2 separate regions of the Homo sapiens genome follow, and region 2 is linked to region 1. A link is a loop called in an ENCODE intact Hi-C map of the cell type or tissue named here. Cell type or tissue: mammary epithelial cell. All regions are shown on one strand. Each heading gives the region's core, and the rest is flanking DNA. Links, peaks and the distances in the headings are about the cores only.

The links. Peaks named below come from ENCODE experiments on the same cell type or tissue, not always from the same donor. Only the 100,000 strongest peaks of a DNase experiment are listed, where the experiment ranks them.
Region 2: it touches region 1 in a loop (10-fold over the local background); 5 of 110 quality-filtered maps call a loop at or near these places.

Annotation. Positions count from the first base shown.
Region 1 is chr3:143,770,369-143,781,633 of GRCh38, forward strand. All of the region lies in intron 4 of SLC9A9 (solute carrier family 9 member A9), which reads right to left. Among named protein-coding and RNA genes, the nearest start is that of SLC9A9, 72 kb to the right of the region's middle. In mammary epithelial cell, for the core only: a CTCF peak has its summit at 5,211 (motif pointing right); no DNase peak of the experiment used is centred there.
Region 2 is chr3:145,762,082-145,773,346 of GRCh38, forward strand. No RefSeq gene overlaps it. Among named protein-coding and RNA genes, the nearest start is that of LNCSRLR, 300 kb to the right of the region's middle. In mammary epithelial cell, for the core only: a CTCF peak has its summit at 6,000 (motif pointing left); no DNase peak of the experiment used is centred there.

The sequences.
Region 1 (11,265 bases), core at 1,116-9,115:
AACTTTCACTAATGGACCAAAATAAATGTGTGAAGATGGTATACAGCAGAGATGGTATTTCAAACCAGTGGGTAAGGGATGGATTATTCAACAAGTATTCCTAAAAGAATATCTGGGTAACAATCTTGTGTTGGGAGGAGTCTGGGGGAGGGTAAGGTTAGAGCCTTACATCACAACTATCCTACCAGAAATTGGAGACAGATCAAATAATCCAAACATAAACAAACGGACAGATAAGTACTTGAGGAAAACAAGAGGAAGATGTTTAATTTTGATTCAGACTGGGAGAAGCCTTTCTGAGAAAGATCTAAACCCTGCAAAACAAAGGCTCGATAATGTCAGTTATATGAAAGAAAATATCACTGAAAAAAACTCTCCATAAACAAATGACAAACCAGGAAATATATTTGCAACTCTCATGACAAAAGACTAAACTCATAGACGTAAGATGAGCTCCTGCAACCTAATAGGTAAAGCACAAAAAGACAAAAGATATGGAAAAGGCCATGCACCAAAAGGAAATACAAATAGCTCCTAAACAAGTTTAAAGAAACCTAGATGACAGGTTGAAAGGTGCAGCAAACCACCATGGCACAGTATACCTATGTAACAAACATGCACATTCATGTATCCTGGAACTTAAAGTAAAATAAAAAAAAAAGATGCTCAGCCTTACAGTAAGAGAAATGTAAGTAAAAACTACAATGAGAGATTATTTTCTACCTATCCAAATGACAAAGGTGAGATTAAAAGGTTTGTAGGAGGGAAAATGCCTCCCCTGTAGTGTTCTACTTGGAGCCTTGATTCAGAGCACACAGTAATACGAAGAAGCAAGGGGGCTTCCTAATGGGCCTGAATTGTAGGCTGATGGGACCATCTGCAGGGAACAGGGAGGAGAGTGTTCTCTAAATAGAACCGATGTTCACTGAGTGCCAACTCTTTAAGATGCAGTTATTCATTGTGATATTTATTTTCTTTTTGTGACATTTTGGGCAAGATCATGATTCAACTGTGTATAGTGTATGATGTTAACCGAAGAAGGAAGGTGATGGAGTGCTTAGATTAGATGAAGCCTGCCTTTCCAGATTAATAATATCTTGTTAGTCACACACACCCACACATAGACACACACTCTGAAGTCACAGAGAGAAGGTGCCATGGGAGAAAGGTTAGAATCTCAAGCTCAAGTACAGCTAAAGACGCTGAATGGGGATTTATTCTCTACATTTAACTGTCCTCTTTCAGCCTAACTTGTCATTTAAACTGCAGGAAACACCTTAATTATATCTGGGAATTTTACTGGAATTTGGAGTACACTTGGTTAATAAGACATGATTTCCTCCGTGCTCCTGCTGTTGTCCCTCGTCACCTTTCTTGCTGGGAAAGGAATGGAGCCCTCCCAGGCTCTTTTCTCCTCTTGTCATTACCTGGAGGCAGGAAGCAGAGGACTTCACCTCCTTGTCTCATTTCCCAGGGGGTGGAGAAGGGACCACATCTCATTCTTGAGGGGATGGAGAAGAAGAAGAAGTCCCCTTTCCAGGTCTCCTCCAGGTTGAGCAGGAGGACAGAGGAGGAAATGCTCAGGACGGTCAGAGGGTCTGCTGAGCTGCGGCTGGGCAGATGAGTCCAAGACAGCCTCAGAGCATCCCCAGAATGTGTGTGTGTGTGTGTGTGTGTGTGTGTGTGTGTATTGGACAATGGGAGGGGGGTGAGCAGAATGCTTCCCACTGCCTGAGAGTGGCACAGACATGCCCCAGCCTGCTGGCATCCCTGGTGCTACTTTGCTGCCAGGACAAGCAAGGGTGTAGAAGTGAAGTGTGTGGACACATGCTTGAAATCCAGAGTATATCACCTCTGTGAATCAGCGTACCCAACTAACAACCAAGAGCAGAGGGCTCTGTCTGTGACACCTTCGTGCTCCAAGGCCTCCAGGAATTGGACACGGTCCCAGGGAAAGAGACTTAGTTTCAGTTACCCAGCATAGTAAAGCATCAAAACAGAAAATAATTTTAGTTACAGAAAAAAGTAAAAAAATTTGTTCTAGTACACTCAGGCTTGAGGATTAAAATGTATTCAAGTACAGATATTTGGGAAGGAAGGTTCTAGTTAGAAGTGCCTCAAATTCCAGGTTAAATCATGTGTAATTCATCATGGAAGCCCAGAGACTCCATGGATGTTTCTGAGAATTTTCTCTGCCTAGATGAAGCACAAGCTGGTCCGGGAAGGAACTGTAGCCACTACCATAGCACTTAAACACTCTTAGATAAATACCGCAGATGCCTTTTCACCTTAAAGAAGAGACATGACAGCTATTGTGAGGTGCTGATTAATAAGCTGAGTGGTTGCCCCAAGTCCGGTTTGTGAAAAACAGGTCACAGAGCTGTGATTGGAAACGTTATAGACGCTACTGCCCAAAAGTCCCACCTGGATGATGCCAATTTCAGAAGCGTCATATCAGCTCTCCATTTCCATCTGCAGATTTCAGAGAACACTGACAACTTTAGAAAACATGGAAATTGGGTTGATTTTAACTATGTTAAGGATGAAACTTTAAGTGGTCATGGTTGGACACAGGAGAAAAGAAATAACCAAAATCAGAGCTGAACTGAATGAGATGCAAAATTCTATACAGAAGATCATTGTTGGAAATCATGGTGGAGTTGATAGTTTTGTTCAGCCTTTAAAACATTTTTTTTGATGTATGCATTGTTCAAATTACTGGTCCCATTAGATCAATAATTGTATTTTGCTAGAGGTTGTATATTAATCTTCACTGTAACTAGTGTTGTGGTGCTAAACGTTTAATAAGTGGCTTTTTGGGGGGAAAAGCCCTGATTTGTAGCATTTGTAAATGTCCATGGAGTAAGTACTCACACAATGGCCAATTTCAAGCTAGCAATGAGGTCTCTGGACATGGAGTTGGGAAGAGATGTTCAGTAGCACATTCTTAAGTTGCATTTCCACCATATAGCTACAATACATGTACACAACCTCAAGAGCATGATTAATAATAAAATATAGAAAAAAATTGGGAAGCTATGAGTTTTTAGTATTTGTTAACTTTGTTTTTAATATAATTTATATGTTGGTATGTTTATGTAATCTAATTTTTACTTTTTCTTTTTTTTTTTTTGAAATGGGGTTTTGCTTTTGTTGCCCAGGCTGGAGTGCAATGGCGCGATCTTGGCTCACTGCAACCTCTGCCCCCTGGGTTCAAGCAATTCTCCTGCCTCAGCCTCCCAAGTAGCTGAGATTAAAGGCATGCTCCACCATGCCCAGCTAATTTTGTATGTTTAGTAGAGACGGGGTTTCACCATGCTGGTCAGGCTGGTCTCGAACTCCTGACTTCAGGTGATCTGCCCACCTCGGCCTCCCAAAGTTCTGGGATTATAGGCATAAGCCACCACACCTGGCCCTAATTTTTAACAATGGTTGTGTTTGATGGCTTGTTCACAAAGTTCCTGAAACATTAACCATTAGGTCTCATGAGTGGTACAAGCCATTTCCAGTGTGAGGTTCATTGCATCCCTGTCTCTAGCATGGTGATTGCCACTCAGTAGGGGTTTTACAAATGTTGGTGAATTAATTAGTTCATTAGTTAATGAGTGACTATTACAGCCTAAAAGTTTTTCAAATGCAAATGCAATAACAGATGTGTTTATTTAACATCAAATAAGGGGATAATTTAAAACAAAAAGCCAAAAATGCATATAAGGCAAAATTCTATTTTATTGCCCTCAATAAATAATCAGTGAACTAGTAAACATCTATTTATGTACTTATGCTACTACGTAGCATCCATATAATTGAACAGTTGGATTTTAAACTCAGCAAGATATAATAACTACAGGCCAACCACGTCACCTTTCGGGACTTGACTCAACTAAAAGGGATGTCTGGGAAAGGTGTGTGGGAGCGCCTTTACTGGGCCCAGTGATATATTTTATTTTTGAAGTTGAGTCAGGGCTTTCCAGGAGTTTGATTTATTATTATGCTACCTAACTTCATACCGGCACTGAGTACTGTTTAGGGACACAGGTTGAAGCCAGACGGCTTGGGTTCAAATCCCAGCTCTTCCCATTTGCCATGTGATGTTTGGGATGGCACTTACTCCTTCTGGGCTTCAGTCTCCTCATAGGTAAATTAAAGGCAACAACACTGCCCACTTCTTAGGGTGCGTGTGAGGACTGACTGGATTTGTATATGCAGAGTGCTTAGAGCATAAGACAGAGTAGCCTGGAAGTGTTAGCTCTTACGTTATTATGTGTATCATATACTATAACTTATAACAAGGAAAAAAGTAAGATGATGTTGGAGAATCAAAAGTTGAACTATACATTGTAATATCTTTCAATTCTAAAAAGTTTTATATTATACATATATTCATTGGCCTATTTGGAACCTTTCAAATTGACCTGGCACTATCTCTACAAGCCCACACCACAGCTGGGTGAAAATGACCCAGTGCGCTCCCCTGCCCCTTTGGGACCCTGTCTGCTTCGCCTCAACTGCTCGGTTGCCTCCTCCGTTCATTTTCTCCTCAGCTTTTCTGGCTTCTCTAATCCCACAGTAGTGCTCCACCACGAACCTTTGTCTTCACCTGGCATAGGAATAGGTAGCCTGGAGTTGGATTTCCCAATCCCACTGCTGATTTTTGTAATGGACTCCAGGTCTCAAGCCTAACACTAGAGAGAACCGTACCTGCTGAGATCAGTTAGATTAGAACCCCCTCTCTAAGGGGATCAAAAACCACATACTTAAAGCCTGAATATGCAAGTATCAGTAGACCAAAGATAGAATTTTAGCCCTGGGAAAACCTTAAATTAACAGAAAATGAAGAGGAAAAGGATTAGACTGAAATCAGAATTGATGAGATTAAATGAACCAATGCTTATATAGTGTTTGGCACTTAGTAGGTATTCAGTAATTAATACCTTACCTGGGACACTGGAGAACTGAATAATAAATAGTTTACTTCTTTCATGCCTCATTACTCATTTATTATCTCCAGGAAAAATTAAGAGGTTACATTAGTTAATACCTAAGTCAACTCTGTCTGGAGAAATTGTCATGTACTTTCCCTTAGATTGAAGTTTGATTATACATAAAGCCATATAGCCCTGACATGAGAAACAACAGTCTTACTGAGTCAGTTTAACTGTTAAAATTGTGATTTATAAATTTTCCCACCAGAGGGCATAATATCAAAGCCAATGGCTGCTGAGCTGCAGCTGGTGTACCGTGTACCATTTACCGGGTATAATTGTTTCATTCTGTTGATTTTGGAACGGAACTTTAGCTTCCTAGGTGGTGACACTTGCCCCCTCCTGTTTAACATCCATTTTAATATAATCCACACTTCATTCTTCACATGTTTAGGGTGTGCTTGACTCTGAAATCCGCAAATAATTTTACCAAAATGGCTTTTCACATCTGCTTATTGGAACAGACCTTTTTTTAAAGTTCCAACTTTTCTTTCCAATAGGCAAAGAGATTTTAACTTTGAAACAATCTTGAAATTTAAACTTACAATAACACACCGTGGTGCCTTTAAGCACCGTTAAAATCTAGCTTCAACTCTACGTGGGTGTTAGTGGTTAAAAAGCACTGGGATAATTTTACCAATTTGTTCTGTGCTATGAATCTGGCTTATATGCAAATCCTTGGGACATTGAAGAAATGTACGTGTTCTTATCTTTATCATGTTCTAAATAAAATATATTACCCTCAAAATTTAAAAGTATATATTTATATCTAAAATACCACAATTTTCTGGCCTAATTTATGATTGTTTTCTACTTTCTCCAAATATGTGTTTATTTAAAATATTGGCAGTTTGGCAAGATTTTAATACATATAATAGCAAACTATGTACTATTCCTACTCTGAGAAAGGAATAGATAGAAAGGTCATTATTAACAGTACTCTTAAACTTTGGGCCAACGATAGAATTTTTCCTTCATCTATTCAAATCAAATCTTATTAAGGGCATTTACCCCCAGTACTGTGATGTTCTTGTTAGTGATTTAATGGACTGATACAGTGGAGTTATAAACTAGTGAGAAAATATTAAATCTAAAGAGCAAAGCAGGTTATGAAAACAAACTCTAATGCACTATAAAATCAACACTTTCATTCTGAGAAATATAATTTGTGATATTCTTTCCTCCTTTTTTTGAAAGTGAGAGAGTGGGCAATATGCCATTCAAAATAAAAGCTATTTTTATAACTGTATAGAGAAGGATTTTTATAAATTGTCTAATTGGAGAAAATGACTAAAATTGAAATTAATAAAATGAAAAAGACTCAAATATGATTAGATATTAATTTAAAAATCAAGGAAACTCTATAAAGGCAGGTTATTTTACTAGAACAGAATCTTTTCAACCATAAGTAATGTTCTAAAGCAATATTTTATTTCCCCTTTGACATGAATGTATTTCACATATAATCATGGTTGGAATATTGTTTTGATGGAGGAGAATGTATTCCTACATATAGTTATTTTTAAAAGATTATAAATTGTGAACACTTCCTATCACAACAATTTCATGAATTCAATTAGGGGAATGGTACAATATATTCTCAATATAAAAATTATCTTTTGTGGGGGCAAATAACTTACATTTGGGAGCTGAGTATCTATCTGACGAAAGATATGTTAATTTGGATCTTAGGGAGAACAAATAGGGTCACTAAAGGGCATTTTGTGGCCTCTTCTCTGACCCCATTCTCTCTCAGAAATACCAGTCTGGTGTTGGAGTACCCATCACAGAGATTATGAATGAAACCCCGTTTTACTGGGCTCTTCCTGAAAAATAGCCATTTTTATTTAAAACTGGACAATCAGAGTTACTCGAAGATCAGCTGCCTCAAATAAACTTAGTCCACATGGAAAGCTTAAGACAGGAGGAATGGAGGTAAACCAAATTCTAAGTATCAAACTCTCTCTTCTGCCTGACTCCAGTAAAATAAAATTTTGATCAAAGTTTATCTGAGTCAGAATCCTTTTATGAAAAACTCCCTTCTAGAGAAAAAAATGCCATTCCTTAAAAATGTTTAAGTAGTTTTCTGATTAACTTGCATAGAATTAAGATTTGTTCTGAGAAACTATTTTCTAGTGAACTATTTATCTACCTAGTGATCTATCTAGTGAACTTCAAACTTTTTAAAGCTATAACATAAAAATGATTTTCTAACTATTCTTTTTTCTAAATGAAATGCACCTACCATGAGAAAATCTTTGAATTGGCCTCCCTCAGCACTGTTTCTCAAACTCTCTGTGGTGAAGAGGCATTAATTAGTTTATTAATTAGTATTATTACTTCCAAACTATTGTCACTGATACTTTTTTTTTTTTTTTTGAGGCAGAGTCTCGCTCTGTCACCCAGGCTGGAGTGCAGTGGTGTGATCTCTGCTCACTGCAACCTCAGCCTCCCGGGTTCAAGCAATTCTCCTGTCTTAGCCTCCTAAATACCTGGGATTACAGGCACATGCCACCACACCTGGCTAATTTTTGTATTTTTAGTAGAGACGGGGTTTCACCATGTTGGTCAGGCTGGTCTTGAACTTCTGACCTCATGATCCACCCGCCTTGGCCTCCCAAACTGCTGGGATTACAGGCATGAGCCACCACGCCCGGCCCGTCACTGATACTTTTATAAAATGCAAAAAAAAAAAAAAAGATGCTGAATCAATGGCACTTTTTCATTACAGGATATAAATCCAAATCTTTTATTATTAAATTTAACAGACACTGAATGATTTCAATCACTGTGTATGTTTTTAAATGCTTATTCTCAGGTTTTGTACTTATTCCTCCCAATCTGGGAGCACCGAGCTCACAGATCAGCACTGGTCTACAGACAACACTATCAGTAAGATTGTACTAATGGCCTTTTTCCCTTTATGGCAAGACTGTAACAAAACTTTGATGTATGCTCCTAACTAAATTGTCTGAAGTGTATTAACACTACTCAAAATATGCTTCAACTATCTAAATAGCTATTAACTACTCAAGATTTAACTGAAGTCCCATTTAGTTTTTGGAATTTTAAAACAAATATCGCACAGCAATTTCACTATGGCGAATACTGGAATTCTTTAATACAGGGGCAATGAAAGCAAAGACGGTTTTCAGAACTGTGTATCAGTGCCTAAGTACATCCCTTGTAATCTCATACAACTAGAAGGCAAGGAGGAAGAAAAAAAAGGAGGGTTAGAAATCATCTGGAAACCATGTAAAAAAATATCTTTATAAGTAGCTGTATTTTCCTAATCAGATATATAGAAAATTAGTTAAATTTAGAAGGAAAAAGAGAAAAACCTTCGGGGAGATTTATGTACCTTTTTTTCCAAGAGGAAAACCAATTTCCTTACAAAAAGTTATTCATTGGAAGTAACCAAGCTAAACTGCACACCAATAGAAGTAATAGATCAGTTGAGTCTAAGAAAAGATTAGAGACCCAGCTCCTGAAAAGTATAATTTGGGCTGCAATTGAGTGAGTTAATGCTGGTTGACTTGCATGCTCTGTGTATGTAATTTTCTCTAGAGATTACCCACATTCAATTCTCCAAACTTCTGTGAACAGAGTGCTATTACCAATGTTAGATTCTTTCAATGACATGAATTTATACCTCTAGTGTCCTAAACAATTTCACTGGATTTATAATAATTTCTGGATCTTGCTCCGGGATGTCTTATGGGGAAGCTTTGTATCCCAGCTGGATTAATGGGCAATTGAAATAATCTATGTTTAAAAATTCATATATTATACTGTTATTATTTATCACATCTATCATAAGTCTCAAACTTTACTGTTGTTTTGAATGATTAATAGGACAGTCAGTTTCAAGGGAGGGTAGGCCTCTTAACTAAGTATGAAAAGCATTTGCAGAGATCTAAGAATTAGAATAAATGATATTCTTTTCCATTTGACAAACATTAACTAATAGTATTTGAAAAAGTAATTTAACTTCTTTAATCCTCAGTTTTTTGGGTTTTTTGTTTGTTTGTTTTTTGAGATGGAGTTTTGTTTTGTTGCCCAGGCTGGCGTGAAGTGGCACAATCTCGGCTCACTGCAACCTCCTCCTCCTGGGTTCAAGCAATCCTCCTGCCTCAGCCTCTGGAGTAGCTGGGATTACAAGTATGCACCACATGCCTCGCCAATTTTTGTATTTTTAGTACAGTCGGGGTTTCACCATGTTGGCCAGGCTGCTCTTGAACTTCTGACCTCAGGTGATCCATCCACTTCGGCCTCCCAAAGTGCTGGGATTACAAGTGTGAGCCACCACACTCGGCCTAATCCTCAGTTTTAAAATGCATAAAGTATGATAATTCCTGCCCCTGCCTATCCCACATAGTTGTGAAATGCAAATATGGTGAGCTATGTGAAAACACATTGTGAAGAGGGCAAAGAACTATGAAACTATTATATTTTGCCCATATTTCTAACATTAGAGTAGACGTCCTATGTATGCAGTAAGGTCTTGAAGTGAAATTATTTTCTAAAGCATGTGCCATCCACAATAAACACTCACATTCTTGCAAATGAGTCTCCATTTACTTTGTACTTTTGAGGATAATGTTTACCTTTTCCTACACTCTCGATTTCTCTGTGCTGGGATAATGCTGTAATTGTATTTAACCCTGTGGAGCTCAGTGGATAACCTGTAAAATAATCAGGTTATTGATTTCTGTAGAAGCCTTAAGTTTGTAACCTAGAATAGATACCTTTTTGCTGCAAATTAAAAGTAACACCTTCACAATCATGTAAGCAATTTATCTACATATGTTGGAAGACAGATATTTGCCTGGATAGGGAAGAGCCCAGTGAAGGGATGCCAAATTATAAAAAATCAATAGGAAAAACTAGACACATAAGTAGACCTGAAACAAATAGCATGTAAGACCAGATAGCCCAATTAGTAAAAGGTGATGACGTGGTGGTTAGTATTTGGAGGGAAGAAGACGTTGGCACATTACATGCAACCAAAAAAATAATGAAGATATTATGATCATAACCATGGAGAAAATTAGCTTCAGAAATAGAATTATTGAATCACTGTCAATTGGGGATTGATGATACAAAAGGATCACTCATTAAAAGTTTTTACGCAATCATTGATTTGTTTATAATGTAGTTTGGACACCAAAAGAGGAAAAACAAACCTCAAGAGGGCTAATATTCATTCTGCAAAATGGAAGATATAAGGCTAAACATGGGGAGTTAAGAAAGCATTGTCCTCATAACACATATTCTAAGGGATTGGAAAGGGAGCCACCATATGATGCTAATCAGAGGGAAAGTTTCCCAATGGCTGTCTAGTGTCTGCCTTCTACAGTGTTGGGGATGACTGGTCAACCAAGATGCTGCCACGAAAACTGGCCAAGTGGACAGAGTCCTAGATTCAGAGAGGGACTGAGAATCTTCAATTTTCATCCAGTGTTGGAGCAATAGGGTCATAGGAAATATCTGGTATATACTATTTGCTGTCAAAGAAAGAAATTGTGTACAAAATTTATAACATAAATATTCTTTTTTAAATTAACATACTTTATATTTTTTAGTTGTTTTAGGCTTACAGAAAAATTAAGCAGAAAGTACTCAAAATACATCCCCCTGCCTGAAATTAAGAAGAAAGTATTGAAAATATGTCCCCATATACTCTCTCACCCCATTTCCTCTATTATTAACATCTTGCATTAATTAGTGTGGTACATGTGTTACAATTTATAAGCCAATATTGGTACATTATTACTAATTAAAGGCCATAGTTTACATTAGGGTTCACTATTTGCATTGCACATTCTATGTGGACACTCTTGCTTAAGAATGCTAAGTTTCTAATGTAAATTAACAAAATATTCTATAAGAGTCTATTCTAGTAATAAAAATACCCATAAAAATGCCTTGCTAACCTCTTTAATATTCTAACGAAAAGTTGGGAATTGTTTCAATAAAAGTAAATTGGGGAAATTTAAATCTTTAAATGAGGAGTTAGGGGAGTAAATGAACTCAACGCATGTAAAGGGCCCAGTAGTGGCTGGCACAAAGTAAAGGCACAATAAATACAGGCAATTGTTATTATTGTAGTCAATATTTCTCATACGTTGTAGAACTTATTTGAGGAGGTAATATAATACCCATGACAAGCTGAAGAAAAGATTGAGTAAGCTACTTCACAAACTGCTGCAACAGAGGTTCCAAGAAAAATCCAGTAAAATGAGAACAAATTCACATAGGTGTTGAAATCACGCTTACA
Region 2 (11,265 bases), core at 1,172-9,171, 2.0 Mb after region 1:
TGATGTAATGACTTGCTGTAAGCTAGGTGCTCTTTCCTGCTACTGCAATAAAAGGCCTTGGAGCTAAGGGGCTCTGTGACAGTTAGTGAGGTTAAGGTGCAGCTTGTCTAAAATGAACATCCTAACTCTAGATAACAAGGTGTAGGAGAGTATAAGAAGACCAGGCTTATAAAGGATAGGGACCTATGCTAATCAGTGGAAAGTTTCAGCATTAACAGGTATTCTTGGACCTAGGGATTTTTGTTCTCTGAGAATATTCTGATTATACTTGATAGCCAGGCGAGAGGGAGCTCTCATATGCATTAAGTTATGTTTGTTATGTGCTATAAGAGGATGACTATAATGCATGAATATTTTATGACAAAAATTAGTTTATTTATTCATATAGAAGTCAAAATGTGTCCAATTTCCAAGCTGTATTTCAAATACAAGCACTCTTTTATTTCTATTTAATTTTTCCCTTATATATTTTTGCATTTCCTGTGTCACTACATTATTATCAATAGACAATAATAAATTGAAAGAGTTTTCCAAAAGAGAAAAAATTTCCCCATCTTAAATATGTCCTTGAAATATGGCTATGCAAGATATATTTAATCCAATAGTATGCAAACTTCCTTTGGCCATTAGGAGAGTTTACCAAAATAGCATTTCTTTTGGCATGACTGATCACATCAACATGAAATAACCTTGAGCCTTTATTAAATTTTCCAAGGCAGGCAAATTCCATTAGCATCTGTCAGAGTTCACTGGTTACTACAGGTAGAAAGGTCAAGGAATGTTTGATGCCATAATTCATTTCTCCTATACCCAATATGCATCAAACAACATATTCCCAATTGTGTAATACGGAGTCACAGACTGACTGCAGTAGTTAGAAATGTACTGCTAAAGACGAAAATTGAGAAGACTGCATATAAGGGAGAAAAAGATATAACAATTGTTGAATACTTTTTGTGAACCAGGTATGCAAAGTGATTCACATATGCCTTCCAAGTAAGTTTCCCCAAAAAGTGTATGACACAGATGTAATTATCCCCATTTACTGATGACAAACGTGGCTCAGAAAGCTAAGTGAATAATTCTTAAAATCAGTGGGACAGAGCCTGAACTGGAACACAGAGTTGTTAGACCAACAGTTTGTGTATTTTTTAGTACTAAAAATACTAAATGAGGCAAATAAAGGGTCAGAAAACAGGTAAGAAAGCAGGAATTAAGGAGACTAATATTAAAGATGAGCTAAAGTCTAAAATAATGAAAGCAAATTTTTTTCCTCAAAAATCTTTGGAGAAATTTAAAAGTCATTGTGGTGAAAATGGAACACTTTTACATGGTTGGTGGGAATGTAAATTAGTACAACCTCTATGGAAAGGAGGTTGGAGTATGGAGATTCCTTAAAGAACTGGAAGTAGCTCTGCCATTCAATCCAGCAACCCAACTACTGGGTATCTACTCAAAGGAAAAGCAGTCATTATATGAAAAAGACACATGCACACACATGTTTGTAACAACACAATTCCCAATTGCAAGGATATGGAACCAATGTAAGTGCCCATCGACCAACAAGTGGATAAAGAAAAGTTGGTCTATATACAACATGAAATACTACTCAGCCAAAAACAGGAATGAAATAATGTATTTTGCAGCAACCTGTATGTAGCTGGAGGCCATTATTCCAAGTGAAATAATTTAGGAATGGAAAATCGAATGCTGTATGTTCTCACTTATAAGTGGGAGCTAAGCTATAAGGAAACAAAAACATACACAACAATATAATAGACGGTGGGGACCCGGCGCAGAGCAGGTTGGGAGAGTGGTGAGGGACAAAAGACTACATATTGGGTACAGTGAACACTGCTTGGGTAACAGGTGCTCTGAAATCTCAGAATTCACCACTAAAGAACTAATCCATGTAATGAAAACCATGTGTACTCCCCTAACTACTGAAATTTTTAAAAAGTCCCTTGGAGATAGTCATAGGGTGAAGCCAAACAATCGACAACCTGGAGACACATCAGAAATAAGGGAAGAACATGGGCCAGACAAAAAGCTGACAAAAGGCTTGGTACCTGACAAAGAGGCAGCTTGTAATTCTGACTGCAGTTACTTTCAAATCTAATGAGAGTTAGTAAATAAAAAAAAGTCTGGATACAGTTATTAAGGCAAGAATTCAACAACCAATGTATCACAGATGTGTCCAAAACTTGCCTCTCAAAAAGTCAGGTAAACACAAATGAGCAGTTGCAGATGAAGAAAACTAAAACAGAATGGGAGAGTGGGGGCGTGAAGAGGGAGACAGGGGGAGAGAGACAGACAAAGAGAGAGAGAAGAAATAGAGACTGAGAGAGACAAAATAAACAGGGACCTAAACTAAAGCTGCTTTGTGAATGAGAATTCAAAGAACAGAGTTGTGTTGAGGAGAACATGGTTAGGGACGGTTAACCAGGAAGGAGGGGTAAGGCATGTCAGGGACAAGAAGAATGTAAGTTGAACTGAAGTAAGGTAAAATAAAATACCAATTTCTGAGATAGAAATGCAGGACAATTACTATAGCATGAAAGCATTCACAAAGTTTTTGAAAACTTGTGTTTTTGAAAATAACCACTATCATAATATTTTCAAAAACATTAAAAATTTTTAATTTCCTATTTTTAAAAGCTTGCTGAGATTCCATTTTGTTTATACTGTTAGATATGTGTTTAGAACAAGAAGAGAATAATGAATGCTCATTGAACTGAAACATTTTGTGTAGAATTCGAGAGTTATTTTCCAATGAAAGAGTCATTAGAAAGAATGAGTCAATATGTAAAATTTCAATGTTATATAAATTTAATAGCAAAAAAAAAAATACGTATTAAAGAAACCAAAATGAAGGAGGGTATTTTTTAGAGTAGATTGAAGCATAATTGTTTATATTCTATTTATCAGAGACTAAAATGTCAATTATTTATTTGATGATGAAATATATAATAGGCACGTTAGATTCATAAGCTGCTACTATCTCATTACAAATTGAAAGTTTATACTTTTAAAATGGAATTTACTGTTTCGTTTTAGAAAATTATGTAGAGTTTTTGTGTCAAGTAAGCTGAAAATAAGAAATAAAAACTTAATATGATAGCCTGAGAATTCTGTATTTTTTAGATAGCATAGAATTTATTTTTTAAATTATGCATAAATTAGAAATGATAACTATATTTGCGCTTATGACATTCTAGGTTTATAACTCATAGAAAAGTTTCCAAAATTTTTCTCAATAACATCAGTAAGTGAATTGGTGCAAGAAGGAACAGGAAACAAAAATTACAGCTAAAAAATATTGTGATTACTTAAAAGAAAGGATGGAAGATGCCATCCTATTAGTAGGAATCAGTACCAAAAAAAAAAAATGAATATAATATGACTTGCAGGAGAAAAAAACACTGAGAAAGCATCAGGAAGCATATATTCCTTATTTTTTTCTAGTATTATATTCAAATGTCTTACTCTTATGGAGTTCAGTCTGTGTCTTTTATATTTTACTAGAAATTTTAAAGAATAAATTTACCTGACCTCTTACAGATAAATCTGTAGTTTATCTTACAGATTTCTTATAGATTTTCATTTTATAGTAGTTCATAAAATATGCCTTTATAATTTTACTGACTTCCATATTCATGGCTGTGTCTTCTTTTTCATTCCTAATATTTGGGATTTTTTATTTTCTTTTCTCATATTTTCTTCACATATTTGCCAAAATATTATATATTCCATGAACCTTTACAAAAACATGTGTTGATTTTATTTCCTTCTTTTTCGTTCTTATTTCACGTTTGATATTTATTAATTTTTCTTCTATTTTCAAATTTATTCTGTAGCTGTTTTCCTAGTTTTTAAGTTAAATTTGCATACATTTTATTTTCAAAGTTGGTAATAAGGGCTGCAAATGTGGCCCCAGTGCAAACCAAGATCCTCTAACTTCTTTGTTGTAAATTGAATAGATACTGCAGGACACCTCACTCAGGAAGAAGAGGAATTTCGTGAAAGTTAACAAATTTCTAACAAATGGAAACATGAGTAGAAAGATATAAAGCATAATTATAAATATCTCACAAGGAGCCTCCATTCTATACAGCAGTTTTTTCAACATCTAATGATGTCAAGGACCTCTTGAAATGCTCACTTTTGAGCCCAGAACATTTTGTAACAGATGTGTATGCCTTTTAATGATGCCTCTTCTTTATGAAATTCTTTTTAGTTTACGAAGTTTCTCTGAATACATGGTCTTAATTGACATTCAAAAAATATAAATGACATAGGAAGGACACTGTGATGGTTAATTGCTTATGTCAACTTGACTTGGCTAAGGAATGCCCAGATAGCTGGTTAAACACTATTTCTGGCTGTGTTTAAGATGGTGTTTCCAGAAAAGATTAGTATTTGATTCCGTAAACTGACTAAAGAATATCTCCCTCACCAGTGCGGGCAGGCATCATCCAATCTGCTAGGGGCCTGAATCCAACAAAAAAGGTGAAGGAAGGGCAAATTTTCTCTCTGCTTAAGCTGGGACATCAATCTTCTCCTGCCCTCAGACATTGGCACTGCTGATCTCAGGCCTTTGGGTTTGGACTAGAACTACACACTGACTCTCCTGGGCCTCCACCTTGCAGCCTGCAAATTTGGCTTCTTACTCTCCATAATCATATGAACCAATGCTTCATAATAAGGATTCTGTATCCTTCTATATACAGATAATGTATATCTATAGAAATATAAATATATTTATATTACATACATCTATAAATTTTATAGCTATAATAATTATAGATATAGCTTATATCAATAAAAATATATATCTAAATATTCTATAGATATCTATATCTAGATATATAGATATATCTATATATGAGATATATAAAGAAAAAATATGTAAATATATACATTTATATACATAACTATAAAGAAAAAAAAATATATATATATATATATATATATATAAAATCTCTCTCCTTGGTTCTTTTCTCTGGAGAACAACTTTCTTTTCTTTTGTTTTTTCTTCTTCTATTTGTAAGTTTCAGGATACTAAGTTTCGAAGAGAAATTTTCTCAAGGCCATTTGACCAAAGAGGATTATTACACCAGGACATGTGTTTTCTAAGCTCCAGACCATTCCTTGTGTTTTGCATACTTGCACATACACCAAAAACCTGATGGAAGATAAACATGACATAATTGAAATAAAAAAGTTATTTCATTTTACTATTTCAATATAATTCACTGGAAGAACCCATTCAGATTATAAAAGAGCGAAACAAATATGAAATTTTAGCATTATTTTTCTTAATAGCATTAATATTATAAATGGCTTGTGATCACTTTATTAATACAACTTTAGAAAGCCAAAACAAACACTTTTAAAAATGCTGCAAAGAAATTGAAAGACAGTTGTAAATAAATGAATCATATAAATTATTTAACATAGTTATATCCCTACACATAAATACTTTAAAAATCATAATCCTTAGTTTTAGTTAGACATGTTGTAACTTTATTGCTTTTTAAAGTAATAAAATACATTATAACCAGGGATGTGCAAAGAATATATAAATGAGGCCGTATTTTGTAATTTTTCACTGTGTTAAATCTGTTCTTAAGGTTATCAAGTATAGCTACTGACTTAATTTTACTGGGAAACATTTTATCGAACTAAAACTAAATTTAACTGGCATTTTAATTTCAAATTAAATAAAGTTTCTAAGAGTTTTTATATATGAAAAATAAGTTTCCTCTTTTCCATGAAAATCTATTAAATCATCAGTTTTAGTCCATATTAAAAGATGTTTATCTTAATAAAATGAACCTTCCACTTCCATTGCAAAACTAAATTTTTAACTAAATGTGTTGTTTCAGTTTTTTTTCCCTCTCATTAAATAGTCATGGAAGTAAATCTTCTACATTCTAATAAGTATTAAATAAAAATTTAGGGCAATTCTAAGCTCATGGCTATAAAGCAATAAAATGGATCCCTCTAGAGGACATTCTTATAATCATTCTTGATAACAATTTTTTCAACATTCAGCTATCTAGTATAAAAATAACACATTTTAAAACAGAAAACAACTAAAGTAGCAGATTTGGATGTATTATTTCCTTACTGATTCATAAAAGATAGCCAATATATAAGACTACTCAAGAAAATGTTATAGAACCTTAAAAAACAAAAACTAACTTCGTGGAGGCAAAACAAAAAATAAAATTACAATGGTTATCATAATCAAATCAATGAAACTTTGAGTATAAATTTAGCTTATTAACCTCTCCATTTTATTGATGAGCAAAACTGATGCCCAAGTAGTTGAAGTAATGTAGTCACTGCTATTAAGCAGTGATGTTGGTATTCATAGGGGGGCCTTCCTGACTGCTGGTAGTTTTACCTAACAGCCACATGCTTTAACATAGAAGCAGTGAATCCTTTATATTGTATATGTCACAGTAAAAGTAAACTCTAAACCCCAAGAATGATTAGATGATCTCCACATGCATAAACAGAGGTGTATTATGATCAGTGTCACATCTTTAAATTTATACATGCAAGACACGAACATAAAGAACTTCACAAAATACATCAATTTGCAATGCCCACTTATCTCCTTCCCCTGTGGTAGATCTCTTTACCTTTTGAGACATTCTAGTGACTTTTGTTTTCCCCAGGCACAGTACAATTTAGGTTCGGTACTTATGCCTTATTTTATTTCTTTTTAACAAAAGAGTGAAGGAATAATTATTCCAGAACAAATGAATGCCTAAATTAATTCAGACCAAATATAAATAAGAGATGTGTACATAGAGTAATGGTGAGATTAGCTAGTAAATATATGGGGCTTGGAAGGGCTCAAAAAAGTCAACCCTTTTAAATATAAAAATTAATAGTGACTTTTGTTCTTATAATTGAATGGATTTAGAGACTGGCAGAACTTATGAAGAATCTCTAGGGGTTACAATGGTCTAGATTTCTGTACCTTATCCAAATGTAGGGGGAAAATAAAAAAACGTATCAGGCCCATTTTTAAAGATTTGTATGAAACTGTTTAATGCACTAAAAACCTATATCACTCGTAGCCAGTTAACAAGTTTCCAGAACAAAGGTTTGGAATCAGATAAATCAACTTTCTCAACATAATAAACCAACCTATTCATAAGTGTCTGATAAAACATCCATTCCCTCCATTTGCTTTACTCAAAAGTGTAATTTTTAAAACAAATTACAGAAGCTTATGTTTCCTTGATCTACTTTGTTCTTTTTATTACACAGCATTTGTCTATAAAAATCCTTAAAATAGCTTGACATTGAACATTTTACAAACAACAAAACAGAGTACTCCATAATCTGTTACCTGAGTAACTGATTAACTTCTTGATTTCTTCAAATTGTTCAGAGTTGAACTTCCCATAAATAAATCATACAATTGTTTTTGAGAATCAAAGTATGACACTAAAGAACAAAAAGTTATTAACTGACATATGCAGGTATTCTATTTACTCTGCTATATACATCTTATCTATAAAGTGAAGGCATGGATTTCTCTCAGTTTCAATAAAAATAGACACAGAGACTTTACATTAGCATATATAGCTCTGGGAAAAGTAGAAAGTGAACATACAACAGGAAGGGCTGATTTGACCCAAAAAGAGGGTCCAATTGTGTCTTGTAAAATGTTAGGTCAGCCAAAAGCTTCAAGAGGAAAACTGCCTGCCCTGATTTATTTTCTGTCATCTGGGAGATGTAGCCTCTAGGTGAACTTACCAATTAAAATAACATGTTAATGAAACCCAATGGAGAAAATAGATGTTGAGTTTTAGATGAACCAAAACTTAAAATTAAGATTCTAAAAATCAAGGATTTTTTCTTTACTTCAGCACAATGAACGTACTAAAACATTTTAAAAGGGGCTTTACTTGAATCCAAACCTGTTTTGTTTTTAATTAGGATCTCAGACAAGCAATGGTAGAGGAATTGCAGCTTCACCATAAAGCCACCCTCACAAAAGCAGAGCACTCAGTTAACAACCTGCTTTTTTCCCTAAAGATTGTTTCTCCAGCTGGGGTATATACACTTACAAAGGTATTTTCTTCCACTAAAGAGGGCTTTCTTTGCATCCAGTGCTCCACCCTACAACTCCTGTCTTCTAAGAGTGGCTCTCTTCAAGAGGAAATACTTCTGTGGCAATGAAGACACCTGATGGGAATATTCCTCTGAATTTTTATCATGCAAAGAAACATTTTTATTAAATACGTAAGCAAATCTTCACACAGAAAGATTAAATATTTACAAAGTACATACTTAATCTATGTATATACAGAGACATACCCACATATAATTATAAAAACACAAATTTACAACTTTCTTATTGCTGAAAACCTACCTCTGATTGAGTATTGACAGAATAAATTCAAGTATTGAGATATTAATACCTTTAGATTAAATATCTAAATTAGTTTATAAACATTTTAATTTTATTTCTTTAAAATCTAAATTACACAATATTTAACGACTATTCCTTGTACTGCCTTATTTGCATTATAAAAAAGCAAGTTTTTAATATTTCTGAGTAGATAACATCTCACCATAGATAAGTGCTTTTGCCCACTTGAGAAAGTCTAAATAGGATGAGAAAATGTTAAATCAATCTACACTTTAATTTCTTTGGTATTCTTAACCCAAGTATAGGCTTCCTATAGGATGTGATACATTCTGAGACCCAAAATGCATACATCTATTCCTGATTCAACTATCATATAATTTCAAGATAATTATTTCCTCTATTGATTTCACCATCTTTGAAATGGAAACAAACATGTGTTCACTTCTAAGTATCGGGGGAACCCGCCCCCAATATTTCAACATAGGTTCTTTCTATTTTCTGGCTGAGAAATAAAAAGAAAGAGTACAAAGAGAGGAATTTTATGGCTTGGCCCCCGGGGGTGACATCACATATTGGTAGGACCGTGATGCCCACCTGAGCCTCAAACCAGCAAGTTTTTTATTAAGGGTTTCAAAAGGGGAGGGGGTGAAATAACAGAGAGTAGGTACAAAGATCACATGCTTCAAAGGGCAAAAAGCAGACCAAAGATCACATGCTTCTGAGTGAACAAGGCAAAGGGCAAAAGCAGAACTACTGATAAGGGTCTATGTTCAGCAGTGCATGTATTGTCTTGATAAACATCTTAAACAACAGAAAACAGGGTTTGAGAGCAGAGAACCAGTCTGACCACAAATTTACCAGGGTGGAGTTTTTTCCCTACCCTAGTAAGCCTGAGGGTACTGCAGGAGACCAGGGCACATCTCAGTCCTTATCTCAACCACATAAGACAGACAATCTCAGAGCGGCCATTTATAGACCTCCCCCCAAGAATGCATTCCTTTCCCAGGGTATTAATATTAATTGCTAAGGAAAGAATTTAGTGATATCTCTCTTACTTCCATATCCGTTTGTAGGCTTTCTGCAAGAAGAAAAATATGGCTCTTTTTGCCCAACCCAGCAGGCAGTCAGACCTTATGGTTGTCTTCCCTTGTTCCCTAAAAATTGCTGTTATTTTCTTCTTTTTCAAGGTGCACTGATTTCATATTGTTCAAACACACGTGTTTTACAATCAACTTGTACAGTTAACACAATTATCATAGTGGTCCTGAGGTGACATATATCCTCAGCTTACTAAGATAACAGCATTAAGAGATTAAAGTAAAGACAGGCATAAGAAATTATAAAAGTATTATTTGGGAACTGATAAATGTCCATGAAATCTTCACGATTTATGTTCCTCTGCCACGGCTCCAGCCGGTCCCTCCGTTTGGGGTCCCTGACTTCCCGCAACACTAAGAGTGTTATAAACTTTAAAGCAGTCTTAGTTCAGAGCTGCTCATTCACCCTTCAGCATCATGAATTACTCATATTTCATTTGTGTAACACGTTCACTTTGTGGTAAAGCTGTATGTAGAGCTGCCTTCAAGTAGCAATGGCCTTCCTGCTACCTCTACATAAATTGTACTTTAGTGCCAATGTGAGCACACTGTATCCAGGTTTCATTACGGCTCACCAAGTAATCATCACCTAAATTAAAACACCACTTCTTCTGTACCATGGGGTTCTCATAATAAAACAAAATCTCATAGACCACCTCTCTCTCACGTGTTTCACATAAGTGCCACGAGCTCATTCAGTCTCTGCATTTCAAGGATTTGTCCCACCATAAGATTATCTGTCTGAGAGAGTTATTACTTTTGGACATTGTATGAGTTGGTATTATTTGATGCTCGTCAATACTATTTAATAAAACAAATTCTGAAAATTGCTTCTACTGCTTTCTTTCTGAGGCTATATAACCTTGCATTTGTTTTTAAATATTTCTTTTTCAAGAACTAGAACTTTGAGTCTTTATTTTTAGCAACTAAATTGATCAATTGCATGAAAGAAAGCAATATTTTTCACTTATTCTAAAAAAAATACATCTAATTTGGTTGACTAGCGAGATCACTGTGCTTTGTTTTAAAAATATGTGATAGCTTCATTGGTTTCTTGATGCTATTCAACAAATTTTCAATACAAACAATGTTCCAAAGAATAGAGGTAGATGAATCACTTTATTGGTCCAGTAAAATCCAATTCTATTATATACAGTTCTCCTTCCTGTTGGCAACTTTTATGACTGCTTGTGTAAAAACACCATGTCAGATTTACATGCTATACCCATGTAATTTATTCTGTACTTAAAAGGTAGTAGATTATATTTATAATGTTGTTTGAGTTGTAGCATTTATGTTACTATGTCTCTATATTTATGATTTAGTGGATGGCCTTTGAACAATTGATCCATTTCTGTTATTTAGGAATATAATATATCATTTCAGTAATAAAAAAACACACATACAAAAAGTCAAGCATAGAATGTGTAGAAATTTACCCACAAATGACTTAAAATGTGTCAGCCAAAAGGAACCACATCTTTTTAGCAGAAAGGAAGTGCTACAATCCTATAGCTGACACGTGTTCCAAGGCTATAGTAATCTTTTACTTAATTAGCAAGATGTCTGCAGAGAGAAAAAAGAATCTTCCATTTCAAATGTATGAAATGCCCATGGGTTATAATTATGAGAAACATAAGAAGCTGGAGGACCTGAGAAACCGCCTCAGCTGGAGTCTAGCATACAGGATGTTCATTAGAGCTCTTGGGATCTGTACCTGTGAAGATTGGAGAATGGATGGAGGATTGATTGAGCAGAGGGAGAAGT